2 separate regions of the Mus musculus genome follow, and region 2 is linked to region 1. Evidence: chromatin loops called from intact Hi-C (ENCODE). Cell type or tissue: left cerebral cortex. All regions are shown on one strand. Links, peaks and the distances in the headings refer to the core of each region. The heading gives the core; the rest is flanking DNA.

Region 1 (9,879 bases), core at 1,192-9,191:
AGTCTTTATTTTGCTATTTTTGTTAGATTACATATTCAATCTCCAGGAGTAAGAATTAGCATTCAAAATATGAACAAAGGCAATTACCTACTTTGAAGCTGAACGATCATAATTTCCCTGCACTCAGCTAGTCACATTCTGCTGACCAACTAATTTTTTCCCTTTATGTATAACTACTAAGTTAGAATTTGCAAACAGTCGTTCACTCATGGTGCCAATTGAAAAATTGCTTTCCATTCCCAATGCATTCCTTTCCCTCTCTCCAATTTCCTTCAGCCTGACACGTGACAGCGTATAAAGAAGCCCACCCCTACCCTTCTCTTATCCTCCATTCCACACGGCTGGCCTACCAGACAAAGGAGTGATCCAAATCCAACGACGTTCAGCAGTTCTCAGTCCCTCTTTGCTGAAAAGGATGCACCCCACAAATGGTCATTTTTAAGCCTTCTCTACCAATTGTTACTAACAAAAACATTTGGTGCTGGTTAGGTTTTTGTTTGTCAACTTGAACCTCAATTGAGAAAATGCCTCCATCGGGCTGGCCCGCAGGCAAGTTTACAGGGATGTTTTCTAGATTACTGATTGATGTGGTGTGGGAGTCCCAGTTCCCAGTGAGCAGTGCAGCTCCTGATCCTAGGAGGCAGACGTGAAACAGCTGACTGGAAGCTGGAGAACAATCGCTCCGACTCCGCAGGCTTTCTCCAACATTCTACCTCAGTTTCTGCCTCCAAGTTCTTGCTTTGACTTTCCTCCCGGATGGAGAATATCAAGTGTTTCAAGTGTAAAATGCACCCTTTCCTCCCGAAGTTGCTTTTTTGGCATGGTGTCTATCACAGCAATGGAAATCAAAGTAGGCCACAGTTCCTCGAGATGCCCTCCTGTTGTCTGCTTATACAGCTACTGGATTAAAGAACAGCTTTGTTTCTTATAAGAGATAAGATAAGAGAACGTGGACTTGCACTTGGCAACCTATGAGCAGCCTCTGTGAAGCCTAAGTGGGAGGAAGGAACTTCTGAAAGCAGGGTGCTCCCCAGCCTGACTAAGGCCACTCAGTAGAGAACCTTCCCACAGAACCACAACATACAGCAATCTGGGGGCTCTACCAAATAAATGCTGAGGCTTACAGAGAGACCATAAAAGAGGCAACACCTCACTTTAGGTTATTTCATCCAAAAGGAAATTGATCAGTAAATTTCTGTAAATTCAGTACCAGAGAGAGAGAGAGAGAGAGAGAGAGAGAAGGTGGGAGGGAGGGAGGGAGAGAGAGAGAGAGAGAGAAGGTGGGAGGGAGGGAGGGAGGGAGAGAGAGAGACAGAGACAGAGACAGAGACAGAGACAGAGACAGAAAGAGGGGTTATGATCAGGGAACAAGAATTCTGCCTCTGAAGTAGTCAGTCTGTTCTGAAGCTTAAACAAAGCCCCCCGGCCCCCCCATGCACGCACGCACGCACATACACAGATGCTTTTGGTAATCTTCGAACTCAAATGCCTTAAACTTGATAACCTGGGGCTTCTATTGCCATGTGGGACGTGGAGAGTGCAAGCTTGAAAGTAAGAAAACAAAGACTTTCTGAGGCCTGTGGAACGCGTAGCTGGGTGAAGGCCACTGGAGGCTTCTGCTCTACCTAAGTGATGGTTTCACACAAATGCCATCTGCACCTGAGGCAAAGGCTCAGGATGAAGAGCCCATCCATCCTCAGTGCACTGAAGTGACTGGTACCCTGCAACCTGACAGAGATCAGCCCATGCACCAATGCCCAACTAAGCTGGACCCCTCTCTTCTTCCCATCATGCCTAGCCACTTAAAACCTCTTGCAAAGAATCAGTGGCTGAATCAGTCCTATTGAGAAGGCAATGAACTTAGCTGCCTTGGATTCTGCACAGAAAAGTATCAGTTTGCACACAGGTCTCCCCAATACTGCACATTTGAACACACACTCTAAAGCTAAAGACCTGCCAACATTTCCACTGCAAACCTTGCTCTCTTCCAAGTTTATGACTTAGCATGAGAACAGTCAGGGAGTATGCCTGGGGAAGACGGTGTCATTCTGGAACACACTAGTTTTATTTAATAAGTGGTGATCTTAAACTATCAATTAAAAAAAAAAGCTTACTTATAAACCACAAACAGAATGCACAATCTTGTCTTCTTAGCTTGTCCTAATGTAACAGTTATCATCTAGACTTCTTGACATCTCCCCTTCCACGTCCACCTTCCAAATCTTGGGGCCTTTACATCTCTGGCTGCACTTGAACCAATTTACATAATCACAGCAACCATCTGGCCAAACAATGTCAGGTGTGACCCCAACTTTTACTGTGGGCCTCCTGTCATCTGGTCTACAAACCAACGCATGCACACTTCCTTACAGGGAGCTACAGCGATCTTTCTAGAACATGAATATTGGTCATCTCTTTCATGCTTACACCCTTCAGTGACTTCCTACACTTAAGATGTAAACTCTTAGCGTGGTCCACAAGATCTAGCCTGTTTGTAGTATCATTCTATTTAGTATAACTCTCTGTGGTGGTTTGGACATGTTTGGCCCTGGAAGTGGCACTATTCAGAGGTGTGGCCTTGTTGGAGGGAAGTGTGTCACTGTGGGCGTAGCCTTTAAGACCCTCATCCTAGCTGCCTGGAAGCCAGTCTTCTAGAGACCTTCAGATGAAGATGTAGAACTGTGAGCTCCTCCTGCACTGTGCCTGCCTAGACACTGCCATGTTTCTGCCTTGATGATAGTGGCCTGAACCTCTAAACCTGTAAGCCAATCCCACTTAAATGTCCTTATAAAAGTTGCCTTGGTCACGCTGTCTGTTCACAGCAGTAAAACCCTAACCAACACACTCTCCGTGTTTCCATACATTGACCTTCCAGTTTCTCACCGTATCCTTGCTACTTCAGGTCTCAGGACCTTTGTACCCGCTGCTTCTGCTCCTTTCAGGACTGCCCTGCCCCACGTGCAGTTCAAACCTTTAGATTTCAGCTCAAAGGTCAGTTATTTAAATAAGATTTGTATACTCAAATCTCTCCGTTTTTCTCACCTCGTAAGGTTTCCCCTCATAACACAAGTGTATTCATGTGTTCCTTTCATAGCACAATTGTATCTGTATATTTGCCAAGGCTTGATAACATGTATTTTTCTCACCAGGCTGCAAACCCCGTGAAACTAAAGCAAGACGTGTTTCCTTAAATTGTGAGCACTGGACCTAGTATACAGCAGGCACTCACAAATGTTTGACTATATGAACAGAAATGATCATGTAATAGAGTTGTGGACATAGCTCCATGGGCAACATGTTTTCTGACCATGCAAAAGATTCCCTGGCACTCTACACATCTAGCATGGTGATACACGACTGCACTTTAATCCCTGCACTCAAGAGGTAAAGGCCGCAGGATCAGAAGTCTAAGGTCATCTTCAGACAGACTGGAAAGGTAAGGATATTTAAAATATCATTCAGCTTTGACAAACGCCAAGAGGCTCAGAAGAGGGAATTTTTGTCTTCACCTCACTGCTCTACAAAATTAAAGCAAAGACATCTTCAAAGTGCTCTTTACTTCCTGTAATAACAACTGTTCAAGACAGAAGCGGTCCTGAGTGGACGGAGCCACGGGCCTATCTGGTGGAAGCAGAGGCAGAACTTTCCTTCTGGAGGGATCAAAGAGGCCACATATAGAACCCACATCCAAGAAAGAGAAGCAGGTCCTCATAAAAGACCTGCAACCTCAACGGAAAAGTACCACAAGGTAGAGGAAAAACCCAGGACTCTGGGACTCAGCATCCCAATCGGCCCTAACTCTCCCCTAGCACTGGGTCTCAAGAACCCACAGGTTCCTTTTAATCAGAGGGAAGAGGCAGTCTTTAATGAACAAACACTCTTATGACATCTGACACCTAAATCGCTTTAGATTACTATTTGCTCGTAAGTTATTAATGCCCCCTGATACCTGAGCATTCTTTTTAATACAATGCTAGTAAATCTTGAAAAATCTTTGTCTATCTTGGGCAAAATACAGAAATGACAAGTTATACTAGGTCCATTGGCAAACTTATCAAATAAATTGTACAAAAAAATTAAGTTATGCTCACTTTATAGACAGTAAGGTGGGCACTATAGTTTATTATATATCAACACTAATAAACTACCTAGAAAGAAGTTATGATGCACCCCAACTTCTTTTTCCAACTTTTTGAGACTAGAGTCTCCTATAGGCCTAGCTGTCCTTGAACTTATATATGACCTTCTTCAGCTCCCCAAATGCTGGGATTACTGGCAGGCGCCACCGTGCTGGGTCCAATCATGGCTTTAAAAGGATCAGAACTACAGGACATTTTGAACATAACTAGTTATAGCAGGTTTTCAATTTCCTTCTCAGAAAAATGGGGCTTAGGATTTTCAGCATCATATAATGCCTCTTATATAAAAGAGCAGTTCATGACTTGAAAAAATCAATTTCAATATTCATCTCATCAAATCAGTTTGAGAGCAAAAATATACAAAAAAAAAATCACTCCAAACACAGTGAAAAGGAAAAAAAAATTCATCAATTTAGACTTTGGTGAGACTCCACTTCAGTAAGGCCAGCCCCAAATGCAGCAATTTACAGATTAAGTTGTGTGTGTCATAAGCATCAACTGAAGAGCCCTACTCTTGGAAGGTCGTCACAAGCTTTTCCCCTCAACTTCCTGACGCTAACTTTCCAAAAGTAAAATTAATAAAGTAGATTATGTAGCTGCAACGCTGATTTTGCAGAAGGCACTTTCTTAAGAGACTCCTCCCACGGCTGCTCAGCGTCTGTGTCCAGAACTCCTAGTGTCTCCCACTTCTTCTGAGTCTAACCTGGACTCGAGGTTGTGGGGCTTGGAGGGCTCGGGGATGAGGAACTCCGGGGGAGCAGGGGGTGTAACGGTTCACCAAGCTGAGGGGGTGGGGGTTAAGCTGGGGAGGTGCGAAGCAGTTCGCGCCGCCAACTGCCGGGGCGAGCGTAGCGCAGTGGCCGGATCCCGGTAACTAAAGTTCCGAGAAGCCTGACTAAACCCTCAAAGCCGGGACTGTCAAGACTAACGCCGGCGCCGAGGGCGGCAGACGGATGCGTCCCAGCGGAGCGCGCCTCTCGGCGTCAGGCTGATGGAACAGGCAGCGAGGGGCGGCCAGGAGCCGGCACAAGTTAGGTCCTCGGCCGGAGCAGCCCAGGTAGGGCCGGGGGACTGGAGCCCGCTCCGGATCCGCAGGACGAGGGAGCACAGCGGGCGACCGGGGCTCCCAGGCGCCCCGGTGCAGGGACGCCGATCCGGGTGGGGACGTGTCTCTCCCCTGTCCGGGAATCGAAGGGACAAGGGGTGCGGGGCGAGGCCTCAGCTACACGTTGCACCCGGCTCCCGGCCACGGGAGTTGCGGAGAGGCGGCGCCGTGGGCTGGAGCCCGAGGCGGACAGGCTAGGGGCGCCCCCGCGGCGAGCACCCGGACTGGGCGGGGACCACAGGAGAGGCTGGACCGCGGGGCCTGCTCCACCGGACCACGGCGGCGGCGCCGGCATCTCGCCTCCTTCAGGCCTGCACGCGCCACAGGCCGCAGCTCGGACCAACCCCGCGCCCGCCTGCCGCCAGCGCGGGGGTCGTAGCCCCGAGTCGGACGCCGAGCAGCCTCGGCTCCGGGGAGCCGACTCTGTCCTGCGATTCCGCCCCGGCAGTCCCGGCGTTGGAGCGGCCGCCTATAGCCGCCACCACGGCCGCCGCGGCGGCCGCGGTAGCGGCAGCAGCAGCAGTAGCGCGGGTGACGGCGCTGAACCCGGGGCGGGGACGCGCGGGAGGAAGGGGCGGCCAGGGGGCGGGCCGGCGGCGGCCGAGGGGTACCCGCGGCGTAGGGCTAGGCGCCCCCGATCGGCCGGCGCCGGGCCAGCGCCACCTGCGGAGCTGCGGCGCCCACGCGGCCGCGACCCCGCCGCCCCTTGCTCCCGCCACATACACACACACACACACACACACACACACTCACGCGCGCGCGCAAAAAAACAAGTTGCAGGTCGCCTCTGCCGGAGGGGGCCAGGCGGGTCACTCACCCTCATCCTGCTCAGTGGGCTCTGGTCGTCGGGCCGCGAGGACAGGGAAGACCAGAGGACCACGAGCCCCAGGAAGCTTCCCACCACCAGCAAACTGCGTAAGATGAACCCGATCTTCAGCCTCATCTTCCTCCGGCGGCGAGAGACACACAGCCCGGCGCAGCCGCCGCCACCGCTCTCCCCTCCCTCCTTCCCCCTCCCCCGGCCCTCCTCCTCCTCCTCCTCCTTCCCCCCCCCCCCCCCCCCGGATCACTACGCCCGCCGCCCTCCCCACCGCCTGCCCTCTCCAGCACCAGATCCGGAACTCCCCTCGGCTTTACCTTCCCCTGGCTCGCCCCTCCGCCCCCTCCCCGCGCCTGCCTCTGCACTGCTCTGCCGCACCCCCTCCCCTCCGCCGGCCTCCGCAGAGCTCCGACCGGCCGGCGTGTGTAGCTTTCCAGGCTTCCCTTCTCTCTACCTGCCCGCTCTAGCTCCGCAGTACCCCCTTCCTCCACCCGCGACCGCGAGAACCCACCCCCCACCACCCGCGAGTCCCTAGTAACCTTGGAACTAACTTAACACTTTCCCCCAGGTCTGGTCTTAGCCTTTGCCCTAAGGCTCCGCTTCCTAAAGCTTGCAGATCCCCAAACTTTTATTGTAATTAGGGACCAAAACTCTGTCCTTGACGCCCGTGCCCTGCCAGGATGCTGCCGCCCGGTGCCCCTCAGGTGGACCTGCAGACGCCCTAGGCTGCCCTGCCCTTCCCGACGCCCACTGCTCAATCTCCCCAGCCAGAGGCTTGCAGGAAGGAAACCAGGAAGTCAGCCACCGCTGCTGCAGCAGTAACTCCACGTGGCTGATTTATAGCTGTTTTTTTTTTTTTTAATCTTGTTTTTTCACAGGGCTCCTTAAGGAGGTGGATTTGTAATCGAAAGGCCCAGGTGAGATGTGCAAACACCACAGAACTAAAAGAGGACTCACTTGGAAAGGCAGTATTGCCTTCTCTCTTGGGCTAATTAGAAAGCCAAGTCGACTAGCTAATTCTCACTACGGTCCCTGTTAATGGACTTGCAAGTTCCTACTCTGGGGAAAGTGGATTTCGGGCTTTTAAAACGTTCCGTACATGCATCGTTGCTTCTCTCACAACTGACTTTTCCAGGAAAGGATATTGGCAAATGTTTAGCTACACGCCTCTCCCTTGTACATTGTGCCAAAGATGTCAATCACTTTAAATCACAGTCTGCAGTGTGTGCCATACCCCTAAACTACTCAATTTGTTGAACAAATGCTTTTCGGTAGCAGGTTTAAGGATGGCGTAAATTGACCTTTTTAATCCTAATATTGCCTTATCTGCATGTATTTTGCTTTCGAAACAAGTGAAACTTGGTTAAGTCTCCCCTAGTGATCAACAGTATATGCATTGTTATTCAGATATGGTTGTCCACTATTGAGAAGATGGAAAACTGACTGTGATTATGAGCATAGCTGGGAAGTAGCCCTCATCGCTGAAGTGATGGGAGCTCACCCAACTGCTGTTAGTAGTCTAAGATGACCTTGCCACCACAACTTGAAATATGCAAGGCCAAAAAGTTAGAAAATGATAACCAGGTATTCGGTTGTAAAAGCCGGTGTTCCTCTGAGTTCTTAACATTGTTTAAGTGAAACTGAAAGTATACCTTAAAATATACGATTTTCGCCACACTTGTTGGCAGTTAGCCTTTGTAGAGAACTCTTTAGAAAATGAGAAGCTATGTTAAATGATTGGGTCAGGAAAAAGTCACACTTAGCCTCTCTGAGCCTAGGGCCCTTATCTGCCAAAATCATGATTATAATACTTCATAGTATTGCCAAAAGAGATAATTGAGGCCAAGTGCACATGCAGATAATAAAATAAAGCACAGATAATACGAATAGGGTAAGTCTTGGTGATTATGGGTATAATTCTTGTGAACGCCGCAGCTATTACTGCATGTAGAGATTGCCACTCTGAGCTGTTTCCGACTTGTTGATCCTTGGGTTAGTGGTCCCTGAAGAGAGTAAAGAGTTGCACCTAATGGGAGGGGAGATATGAAGAAGAGAAGCAGTAGTCTCTGACAGGTTATGAGGTCACATGTGAATGGTGACAGGGTTGCCTTTGCCTCTGAGGCCAGCTGGAGACTCATTGCAAAGGAATAAAACTTCTGAGCAGACAGTATGTACCCAGTGGTTCACGCCTGTCGTCTAAGCTTTCTACCGCCTGAGATTGGTGTCCGATGTTCTTTGAATTCAGAGGTTTTCTCATCTTGCCAACACATGCACTGTCTTTGCCAAACAGTATAATCATCTTGTGTTTACTCTAAAATGTTTTCAGGATTCCACAGGTCAGAACCTTTTAAGGGTTTGGTGATGTTTAAAAAATCATCACCCACATGAACTCTGCTAAAGAGGACCTACACACACACACACACACACACACACACACACACACACACACACACACACACACGGAACTGTGCCTGCTTTGGGGCTACACTCTCCAGGGCATCTTAGCCTCCTCATACTGTACCCAAGCTAGGGGAACTATTTCTAAATGTCAGTGCTCGCCTGCAGGCCTTTCTACAGAGATCTCCTTTTCAAACCTGCAGTATCTTCTGACACCTTAACATTAAACTTTATTGTCAGTTACAAAAGCCTTTTCTAGACTCTAACCTGTTCCTGTACACCAAGATATTGGCCAGGAACCCCACCTTCTACTCCCTCTCCTCCCTAAGAATTACCACTTTGTTGTGACTGCTTAATTCCACTTGCGAATAAAAAGTTACATGACATTGGAGACTTGTCTATGGAGTTTGTTGTATTCCTGTGTCAGATGTGTAGGAAGGCTTTAATATTTTTGGTGGAACACTGGAAATAGTTGGACTAAAAATACAAAGGGGGAATAAAGCTTAGAAGAGGGCTTAGGAGCACTTCACCTCTGATTGTTCTCTACCTAGAGGCTGCCTTCGGAGAACAAAACATTGAAGGGTTTATTCCATTAGATCGGCGACTGTTTTACAGTAGTACTATCAGTTGGTAAGCTATTGTTTGCCACCTACTTTGTTGATAGTCTACCGTGGCTACTCAAGCTAAAAGAGTCACAGTTTCAATCTAAATCCGGATAGTCCCCCTAACAGTAGATTACTGTTCCTATCATAAGCATAATAAAAAAATCCTGTGCTGTACTCAATCTGGAATGAAACACTTGTCAAAGGCTGCCATTTGAGGGGATTAATGGTCTCCTACCATGTTTTGAAGGTTCATTGAAAGCTCTCTTTGATTTCATACGGTAGAATACTACATCTTCCTAGCTGGGTACTGTTTATAGCACCTGCAATACAGACCTCTTCTGACTTAGCCATTTTTGAAGAGGTAATTGAAACACATTTTGTCGTTCTTCTTCAAAACCCCAATCACCAGCTCTTTCTTGCTCTTAGAATTAATCCGAATGCCTCGGTTTGTGAGCGTGCATAGCCTTGTACCTTCTTGGTCACCACCGCTTCTCTATGTTACAGCTACGTCATTTTCTGTTTCTGAAACAGCTCAAGTTTCTTCTTCCCTGTAGACCTGTAAGCATATCGCTCCTTTTTCTATAACATACTTCGTAATTGTTACATCAGCTGCCCCCATAAACTCTATAATCATTCAAATTTCAGTTCATATGTCAATTTTTTTTCAGAAACTTTGCTCTCATCGGCCCTCCCCTCCCTTGCTAAGTTAGAAATTTCTGCTTCATTTAAGATCGACCTGGAAGGTCCCTCTTAGAGCACAACTCAGCCTTTGTATTTGTTCAACTGTCACCTCAATTAGCCAACGTTTTTAAG
Region 2 (9,879 bases), core at 1,248-9,247, 110 kb before region 1:
TCACGTTTTTCTCAGCGGGTTACTGGCTAGATTTCTGTAACAGGAGAGATGGAATAAGCCTGCCAAGGAAAGACACAGGCATTATTACAGGAAGTCAAAGAGCAGTTGCAGTGTCCTCTGTGTTTCTCTTTCTACACCCCAACTCTCAACACTGCAGACTCTTACAGATGGGTTCAGTCCTCTCTTCTCTGTCTCTATTTCTTTCTCTATGGCTGCAATGTCACTGCGCTGGATGCTAATGGTCTCCAGATGTTGATTTCTGGAGAAGTCTCTTTTCTAGGGTTCGGCACAAGATCCTCAACCAACAGGAGCTGACAGCTGCACACGGCCTGCCGTCTAGAAGTCATCCTGCAGGTGGGAACCACAAACAGACCCAAGAGTGCTACACCTCAACACCTCCACGTTCCCTGCCCACTGTGCGCCTGCCTCAGCTGCCCCCTAACCAGCTGCTCAAATAGAAAACGAAAGCATCCCAGCCCTCATCTTTCACACACTGATACTCCGCACCCACATTCTCTGACAATATCTGTGACTTGGTGTTTGCCTTGGCTATGTCTTGTGCTCTGCCTTCCTCTAAGCCACAGTCACTGTCCCCAGTGGGTAGCACTGTTTGGAGAGGCTTAAGGGGTGTGGCCTTGGAGGAAGTATGTCATAGGCAATGAGTTCTGAGAGTCTAAAGACTCAGCATTTCCAGCTCCGTCTCTGCGTTGGCCTTGCAGTTTAGGATGTGAACTCCCAACCAGCTTGCTACTCCAGCCGCCATGCTTGCTGCCATTCCTTATTTTGCCCATTTCGATGGACTCTTAACCTTTAGGATCGTAAGCCCAAATAAACTCTTTCTTTCAGGGATTTCCTCAGTCAAGTTATTTTAGCACAGCAACAGATAAGTAATGAGTGCAATTTCCTATCTTTGAAGTCACCACTTTCTGTCTCTCTTTTTTTTGGCTCTCTGACTGGCTTAGGTCTTTATCATCCAGGTTTCAGATCTAATGTCATATCCCCAGAAAAGCCATCCTACCGTTCCGACCTCCTCAGGACTGTACCTCACACTCATTTCCTTTGGAGCTGTTACCATTTTGTCTTGTTCTTTGCTTTCCTGGGTCTCCCCCCCTCTCCCCCTCCTCTCTTCTTTCTCCTCTCTCTCTCTCCCCTCTCTCTTCTCTCACTCTCCCCTTCTCTCTCTCTCTCTCCCCCTACCCTGAACAGTATAAACATTCTTTGAAGAAAGGGGGCTGTATTTTTGCCCAGATGAATGACTGGTACACACCGGGGCAGTGATCAATATTTGCTGAATGCACAAATTAACAAACACACACGATCTTGAAAGCTGATAGTCTGCTCAATTATCTGTAAGGCAGCTGCATGCAGTGGCATAAGGCACAAGCGTGAGCACAATCAGAATTGATGCCACAGAGGCAAGTCAGAAGAAATAGGAAATGGCCGTAACAGATCAATGCCTCTGCCTCACTTTATTACCACTGCCCAATACCTTTGACAAGGGCTGTGCCAATGCCCTGTGTATTGGAAGGTGGGCAAGCGTCGTGAGAACCCATAGAAACTTGGCAGACCTAAGGGGCTCTGATGCAGGAGAACAGAGAAATGATCTTTAGTAGTTATGATCTCCGAGACAAGAGCAGTAAGTGAAACTGGAAGGAAAAGGAGGCAGAATGACAGAGGGACATGGTGGGTGCTGGAGCGGAGGAAATGGGGGAGAATTTGCTGACAGTCAAGTGTGCAAAGGCTGGGAGGGGGTGTGGTCTCGTGGTCAGGGCAGCTCTGATGATTTGGTACAAGGAGAGGGTATGCTCTCAGTGTGGTTTCAGCTAAACATTTCTGCAAGCCTTCTCTGCTTCCATGAATGCCTCCCCATTTTTCTCTGCCTTCTTTCAAACACTGACTCTGGATTCGCACATCTGGATGTCTGAATACAGGGCTGCTACTTACTTCACCCCACTCGACATTTCTGGGGGGCAAAGGGTAGTGGGCAGTGATGTCATAAGCGATTTCTTCCATAAACCACTTGAAACTTTTGCAGTTGTGATCTTCTCGAAATTTCTTCAGCTCAGATATGTCCCCGTAGGGCAGCGCCTTTGACTCAGGACGGCTAGCATAGAAGTAGTCTTTATATTCATCCCACCAGACTTCCACGACTCTAACATAATTCTGCAGAAACAAAAATTGCAGCCATTATGAGATGCAGAAATAACTGTAAAGGCATAAACCGCCCACCTTAGATGTACAGAATACAAACAAAGTACATTGAACTCATTAGTCACGATGTGACATTTAATCAATGGGAATAAGAGATAAATACCACTAATATGTTATTTTCCAAGTATAAAAATATCACGTATGTAGACTCAATTAAGAAGTAGTGTACATAAAAGCCAACCTTCCTGAGCTGAAAGATCATACATTCTAAGATATGCATTCTATTCTATTCTTCATTCAATGAACAGATGAAGAACGTGAAGCCCAGACAGGGCTTTTGAGAGCCTGGCTGGACAGTGGGGTTTATTCTCATCTCCTTCCTTTGTATCAGCACCACGTTACTGACACATACAGGAGAAAATCTCATCCTCAAACCCATCATTATGAAGAATTGCTCCTCGGGCGACTCGGTCTATCTTTTCATGACTAGAATGAAATCATTTTACTATAACTGCAAATTAACTGTATGCCTTCCACAGGTGGCCAACACAGAGGAATGGCAGCTACTGACCAATAAAATAAATGGACATTGTCATCACTGACAAACGTTTAACTTGCAGGTTTGGACAGAATTAGTGAGAACTTCCAAAATTAAAAGAGGAAAAACTGTGGCCCAGCAACCCCGGTATAGTGCACATTCCTTAAAGATGAGGATTCAGTCCACCAATGAGATGCCTGAACCTCTGTGCAGAATTTCCAAGCATTCCTTATAATGACCAATATTTGAAATGAACCTAAGTGGTCTGCCAACTGATGAATGGATAATGAAAACGTGATATGCCCAACAGAATGCCCAGCCTTTAGAGAAAAGGAAAGTCTATCATCTTCCACAAAGCACGGGACGTTATGGTGAGTGAAATAAACTAGGCACGGGAAGAGAAACGTGTGTGCTCACTCACGGGAAGGATGTGAAGGAAACCAGTGTACAGAACACAGTGCAGCGCTGGGTACCACAGGATGGGAGTGGGAAGGTTGTGGAGGAGATGTTTGAGCAAAAGACACAAAACTTCTATCACAGGAGAAACAAGATGCGGAGATCTCTCGTACATTAGTTACTACAGTCAATAACAAGGCATTGGGTAGCATGCTAGGTAGTCTATAAACTAAATGGATTTTAACCAGTTCACAGTGTATGTGTATCAAATATTGTTATACAGCATAAATACTTCCACTCCTTGTAGTATGTAAATTTTACTTCTCTTCCCTTCTCTCCTTTTAAAAACAACACCACCTCACCTTCAGAGTTGGAGAGGAGCCAACGTAAAGGGGTGGGGGGTTTCCTTGCCAGCCCTCAAGACGGTAGATGTGCCCAACACGAGAACAAGGCACAAATAACAATTTGCCACCGCACTGCCAGATCTGTCAAGGGAGAACGTATACTGTGAAAGTGATCGGAAATGCAAAAAATAAATACTGAAAAGTTTGTTCTGTAAATGTTAATTTTAAATTAGACCTAATGTCCACATTGAATTCTAAGCTAATCAAATTCTAAAATAGTCCATTACGTTAGAAACACAAGTAACAACAAGGAAGGCTGAGGTGAGGTAAGCAGTGAGTTACTCTTAGCGAGTTCCTCCCTGTGTTCTTCCAGAGCCAGGAGCCCTTTCTCCACACAACCTCAAAATAATGCAAACCCTCACTCAGTCTTAACACCACCTGTTGTTTCCGATGCTAATCTATTTCCTAGCTGGGTGATTACTGTAATCACCTCCTAACTGGCTTCATAACCTTGACCTCCTCTCTAGTGAACTCTGGCCTTATTTATAGCATGCGATTACTGAGCTTTGGGTCCTGTTCTCTACCTCCTTGCTTAGTGTCTTTGTTGGCTGCCACCTGCTTATCAAACCAAGAGGCGGGGAATCTCTTAGTGTGGCACTAAAGACTCTTTAGCATGGCTCTGACTGCTCCGGCCCACTTTGTCTTTAGTGGCTTCCCTGATCACACTCCTTGACCTCACCTAACGGCAGCCGCACTTGCTCTTCACACTCAGACCCTTGCCCCTACCCTTGTTCTACACACTTAGGAGGCCCGCCTCTCTCCTCCCTTTATCTCTGCTTATGGAAGCATCTTATTTCCAGCTCCAAGTCTTCCTTGATCGTGGTGGCATTTTCTTAAACCATCAACTGAATGCCTCTGCCTTTTTTTTTTAATAAATTCACTACATTATAATTTTCAAATATTTCTGATCTATAAGGTGGTTGTTGTTGTTGTTTTTTGACAATTAAAAGTTCTTTGGAAGAAAGATTAGTTGTCCCTAGTCTAACCCTCACAATACTAACACACAGGATATTTAAGACAAGAAGGAATGAATATCTGAAAAACTGTAATCTCTGTCCCTCCCCGAATCTCTGAAGATGGGACAGGGCCACAGTAGAGTTGGACCAAGCAGGACGGCACCTCCGCTGCAGAGGGAGGAGGTTGGTCCCTGTGTGACTGTGTCTGTCACCATGTCCTATGTCAGTAGACGGTCAACATACAGCCCCTTCAAAAAGCTACTATAATCCAAGGTTCCATTGAGCAAACAGTCTGGGAGCAGGGCATTTCCATTTCGGAAGCTTGTGGGTCCTAATTCCGGGCTGAGCGCTGCAGACAACTAATCACTTTATTTATCCTAAGAGCTACGCTTTATTGAGGCATTCCTAATAATTTAGAGAAACTCATTATGTATTTTTCCTAGAAACAAACAAGTACCACCTCCCACGACCCCCAACTGGCCCCAGCTGGCCTTGGTGTCTCACACCCTTACTCTCAGCACTCAGGAGGCAGAGGCAGGCAGACCTCTAAGTTTGGCTGTAGCCAGCCTGGTCTACAAAGAGGGTTCTAGATCAGTCAGGACTACATAGAGAAACCTTGTCTTTAAAACCAACCAACCAACCAACCAACCACCCACCCACCCACCCACCCAACCAACCAAATTAGCTTTATTTGAAAGTGAGAAAACTTGGGTACCCCATAGTAAACAAGAGGCAGGGGATGGTGGCATATGCCTTTAGTCCCAGCACTTAGGAGTCAAAGGCAAATGGATCTTGGTGAGTTCAAAGACAGCCTGGTCTACATAAAGAAGTCCAGGACAGCCAGTGTGGCAGAGAGAGACAGGTCCCACTCCCCCAAGTAAACAAACAACCCCCCAAACTAGTTAGAAAAGAACATTTGTTTGAGTGAAATGTTACCTTGTATGAAATTTCAAAGTTTTCACCACCCCAGATCTGGAGACCAGGATCATAGAGACCCAGTTCGAAGAAGAAGTCCTTCTCTATGGCAAACAATCCACCCGCCATAGCTGGAGACCTAAGGAAGGACACTGCATGTGATGACTGTTAGACACAACGCCCTGGCACCCCGTCACCAACAGACAGACAGCCTTTGGGAACACAGTGTAAGGATGCACAGAAGACGCGAGACTGATGGCCAAACATTAAGAAACTGTAAAACCTTCACAAAGGAACGTGCTCAATCCCTGGGCGAATTTACCAAAACTTCTGAAGTAGGTCCTTAGAGTACTGCGATGCTTTGCCGCTAGAGGGCACCTTGGTTCTTTTGTTGATTTAAACAAGCCTGCCATTAAGATAAAATTTTCTCTTTCTCTCCCAAAACACAGAACCATGTGGACATTGCCTGCTGACTTCTCCCTCAGTGATTTGTGAGTCATTCTGGGATGAATGAAACTATACATCAGGGAAGGAGTCTGTCATTTTTAAATTTTATAGCTCAAGGCCTTGCCAGATAATGGTATAAACCACTGTTGAACAGTGTGGTTCATTCAGAGTTTGCAGTTGGGAACACAGCAGCGACCTAAGGATCAGGACACGGGGCATCAGCTTGCACTACAGGAGGAGGTGGGGGTGCAAAAGGGTGCCCCATGGGCTTGCTGGGACAGATCTTAGGTCTGGTGCATTTTAGGAGAAGGAGAAAAACCAGTCTATAACATTTCAGGGTCAAGTCACCCCCACTATTGAACAAATGATAGCAGAATAATGTCACCGTATTCTAGGCATTCCTTCTTAGCATTAAGCAATGATTAATGCACTATGATTTGTAAGCTGTAGGAACTGGATATGGTTAGGATTCTGTATTCCTTGTTCACACTAATGTCCGTCTATTCCTGGGTCCCGCTGGTTCCACCGTGAAAAGGTGTGTGTGTGTGTCATTTGTGTACCACTCACTATTGTATAAACTCCCTGGGAACACATTTAGTTATTAATATTTTGAAAAGGCCATCTCTTCCCTAAAATAGTGACCGGTGCTTAGTAAACAGTCGACAACCCCATGTCGAGCAGACAGTGAGTCAGGTTCCTATTTTTTAGGACTGACGGAAAGTCCCATCAAGAAAGAGTTGTGCTTGTTTGCCCTTTCTTCTTAAAATACACTGCTTAAGTCACTAAGCCGGTACATTCTGGTTATACTTCCCAGACATATTTGCTTAGCTGCCGTTGAACATTATTTCATTACGTTTGCACTCTTCCAACACATCCCACTCACCTCAGTCCGTACTCGGAAGGGGTGGCTTATCATCCCCACAAGGAAGCTGATTAAAGGGACCCCCCCTTAACTTTCCCTAAGCTTACTTCTAAAATATGCCTTCTTACAGAACTGCGGGACAAACCAAGGTTGGCATCTTTGCCTTCTAGGTGACATGTGAGCCCAAACCGGTCAGCAGCAGGTTCCGGGACTATTCTGAACCTTACGATTTTGAATGACAATTTGGAAGACGCCCAGGAAAAGCTTGGTCATTTCCTCATGTTTGCCATCCAGCGTCCTGATCACAACATACCCAAACCCACAACACGGAAGCACTGCTCCAAATGAGTTCTGACATTCTGAGCACCGTGACTGGGACAGACAGACTGGAAGCAGAACCACGGGAGAGGAACAGACAATAGACAGACAGACAGACAGGAAACACTTGTGGACATGGGCTACATGTCCACACATTTCATTTGGGGGCCACTTTTTTCTTTTTGAAAGCCTGTAAAATGTTTCAATTAGAAGATCAAAAGGAGATCGTGAAGTCGATCATTCTGTTTGAAGAGCCACAAGCCAACATGGGGATGGAGCTTTCTGTTAATCAAGCAATCTTTTGAGAACCAAGCAACAAAGGATTCTATGCAACGTTTTCTAAAGTGGGTTTTTTTGTTTTTTTTTTGTATTCATCACATTTAACTGATACAAAATTAGTATCAGAGATTTAGCATACAAAACAAAGGGGGGAGAACTCAACATCCTCTTGCTGGTGTGTCCTTCCCCGTTGAATGCTGCACCCAAGACTTCAAGGGGGCCACTTGCAAGTCTGGAGCTGTCCACAGTTTATGTGGTTTGAATGTACAGAATACACTCTGTCGTTTGGTCTCCTAGGACAGCAGGAAAGGGTTGTTTCTTCCCTTCCTGCTTAGGCTTCATTGATAAGAACAGATTTCTGTTTCCCGAATGAAAGAGTCCGATTCACAGATTCACATTAGCGGAGCTTGCGTTTTGGGTGAAAGCTGTTCGAGGAGCCAATGTGAATTCATCAAAGCGCTGAGGCTGCAAGGAGTAAAAGCTCTGTCGGGATCTGAGGGGACAGACAGCTCCAGTTCTTACAGGGAGGTTTCAGCAGGGCCAGAGGGTTAATAGGTTAGCAGCAACCAGAGAAAGGGGGGAGGTAGGTAAGCGACTTAGTGATTACCGATACGGCTCAGTTTTTGTCTTTCTCAGTCTCTTCTCTCGAGAGGTCAGAGGCACCCGTTTCCAGAGCATACTCCAGTCCCATGCTCCTCGGGCATACCCATCTTCATCACCACCCCCTTGGGGTATAATTTCATATGTGTTGCCGCTTATGACATCTATAATCGGCACAGTGCAAATGGTTCTGTGTTGTGTTGATGATGCAGCAAGATCAAATGGAAACATGTATGGACCCACATAGTTACACGAGTTCATAGGGAAGGAAAAAAAAAGAGGACTTAGGTAAACATTCAACATAAAAAAAAGTAAAGTAATACTCTTTACCGATAAGGCTCAGTTTTATGCTTTCTTTTGGCCTTTTCCTTGTGGCTTAGTGGGATACGTTTCCATAGCATACTCCAGTCCCAGGCCCCTCTGGCAAAACCATCTTCATCCCCACCTTGCTGTGGTTCAATGGAATAATCATTCCCGTCTATGTAATCTATTAGAGGCACAGTACATGTAGCTCTGAAACATTTACAGAAAATGAAAACGCATTTAAGAACCCCAAACTGACTAGGTCACCACGCCTAGCTACACGGGCTCCGCCTGTCTTGGTCGCACTCTGTATTAGGAAAACGACTGTCTAATGGGGGTAGAGAGTAAAATAAGGTCTCGGGACGGCCAAGCCTGTGTTAGCGGAAGGGCAGAATGGAAGGATATCCTAGCTATCCAAACAAGGGCCATGCTGCGGAGATTATTAGACGCTTCCTCCTTGTAACTGCGGCATTAGTGGCAGCTATCCTGTACTAATTCTGTATTGTTTACAAGAGCTCTCTCGCAAACACATAAGTGGATGCTCACAGTCAGCTATTGGATGGATCACAGGGCCCCCAATGTAGTAGCTAGAGAAAGTACCCAGGGAGCTAAAAGGATCTGCAACCCTATAGGTGGAACAACATTATGAACTAACCAGTACCCCGGGGCTCTTGACTCTAGCTGCATATGTATCAAAAGATGGCTTAGTCTGCCATCACTGGAAAGAGAGGCCCATTGGACTTGCAAACTTTATATGCCCCAGAACAGGGGAACGCCAGGGCCAAAAAGTGGGAGTGGGTGGGTAGGGGAGTGGGGGGGTATGGGGGACTTTTGGGATAGCATTGGAAATGTAAATGAGGAAAATACCTAAAAAAAAACAAAACAAAACAAAAAAAACAAACAAACAAACAAAAAAAAAAACAGGAGCTCTCTCCCGGTTGCTTTCTCTGTGTCCCCTATTAAAAATAAAAGTGTGTATGCACTTCCTCTGACAGCACGTTCTTAACAGCTTCTTCCAGCTCTTCGTTCCTTTCTGATCCTTTGGGAGGAGTTATTATGAACACATCTTTCCTGCTTTTATTTAATTTTCTTCCCTCCTTTAAAACAAGCCACTTGAACAAAACTAAAACCTCAGGTTCTGTGTTGTGTTTTCAGGATCTACTGAGGAATTTAAGGAATGAACCAAGAATGTGAAGGATTAAAAAAACAAAAATACTTGCTTTGCAGTTGGGTTTAGGAAAGTGCTGGCACTGAATAACCAGCTGGGTGCTAAGCTGCCATCACAGTCACAATGACCTTGGTCTCTGCTCATCATATCAGAAGGGACAGAGACTAGGCTTCTCAAAATGGAGATCACAGAGAAAAAAAAATCTCTGGGGCTTAGAGCCTTGGTAGGATAGAAGGGAATTCTAGAAGTGAGCTTACTTCTTTCCTGAACAGAAACTCACAGGAGGGCCACGGTGTGACACACGAGCTTCCCACGGAAACCTGGAAAGCCCCTTTCTTGCTGCTGGGTAGACTGCCACATTGCCCTGGAGACAGTGACCTGGCCACCTGGTCAGGTATCCTTCCTCTTGTCACGTGCTATTCACAATTTAAAATAAATGGTGAAATGTAAAAATGCCCAGAAATCGGTCTGCCAGTTCGTTAAATACTGGACTTGTGGCACATGTATTTTCCTAAGCCTTAGTGCCGATTTTTAAAGTATGG

Evidence for each region. Peaks named below come from ENCODE experiments on the same cell type or tissue, not always from the same donor. Only the 100,000 strongest peaks of a DNase experiment are listed, where the experiment ranks them.
Region 2: a loop joins it to region 1, with 2.7 times the contacts of the local background. A loop is called at or near these places in 1 of 42 quality-filtered maps.

The regions. Positions count from the first base shown.
Region 1 is chr8:57,646,792-57,656,670 of GRCm38, forward strand. It overlaps Galnt7 (polypeptide N-acetylgalactosaminyltransferase 7), which reads right to left and starts at 6,264. Exons shown (of 12, transcript NM_144731.4): 1 at 6,062-6,264. The coding sequence starts at 6,187. AW046200 (expressed sequence AW046200) reads left to right here and starts at 4,962. Exons shown (of 4, transcript NR_040698.1): 1 at 4,962-5,196. In left cerebral cortex, for the core only: a CTCF peak has its summit at 5,019; DNase peaks (open chromatin) are centred at 5,122, 5,402, 5,745, 6,033 and 3 more places; H3K4me3 peaks cover 2,694 bases; H3K27ac peaks cover 1,798 bases.
Region 2 is chr8:57,534,639-57,544,517 of GRCm38, forward strand. Galnt7 (polypeptide N-acetylgalactosaminyltransferase 7) reads right to left here. Exons shown (of 12, transcript NM_144731.4): 6 at 7,874-8,056; 7 at 5,382-5,499; 8 at 3,448-3,570; 9 at 1,945-2,163. Gm51574 (a long non-coding RNA gene) reads left to right here and starts at 5,571. Exons shown (of 3, transcript XR_003947549.1): 1 at 5,571-5,695; 2 at 5,810-5,851; 3 at 6,800-7,317. In left cerebral cortex, for the core only: a CTCF peak has its summit at 5,723 (motif pointing right); DNase peaks (open chromatin) are centred at 5,737 and 6,914.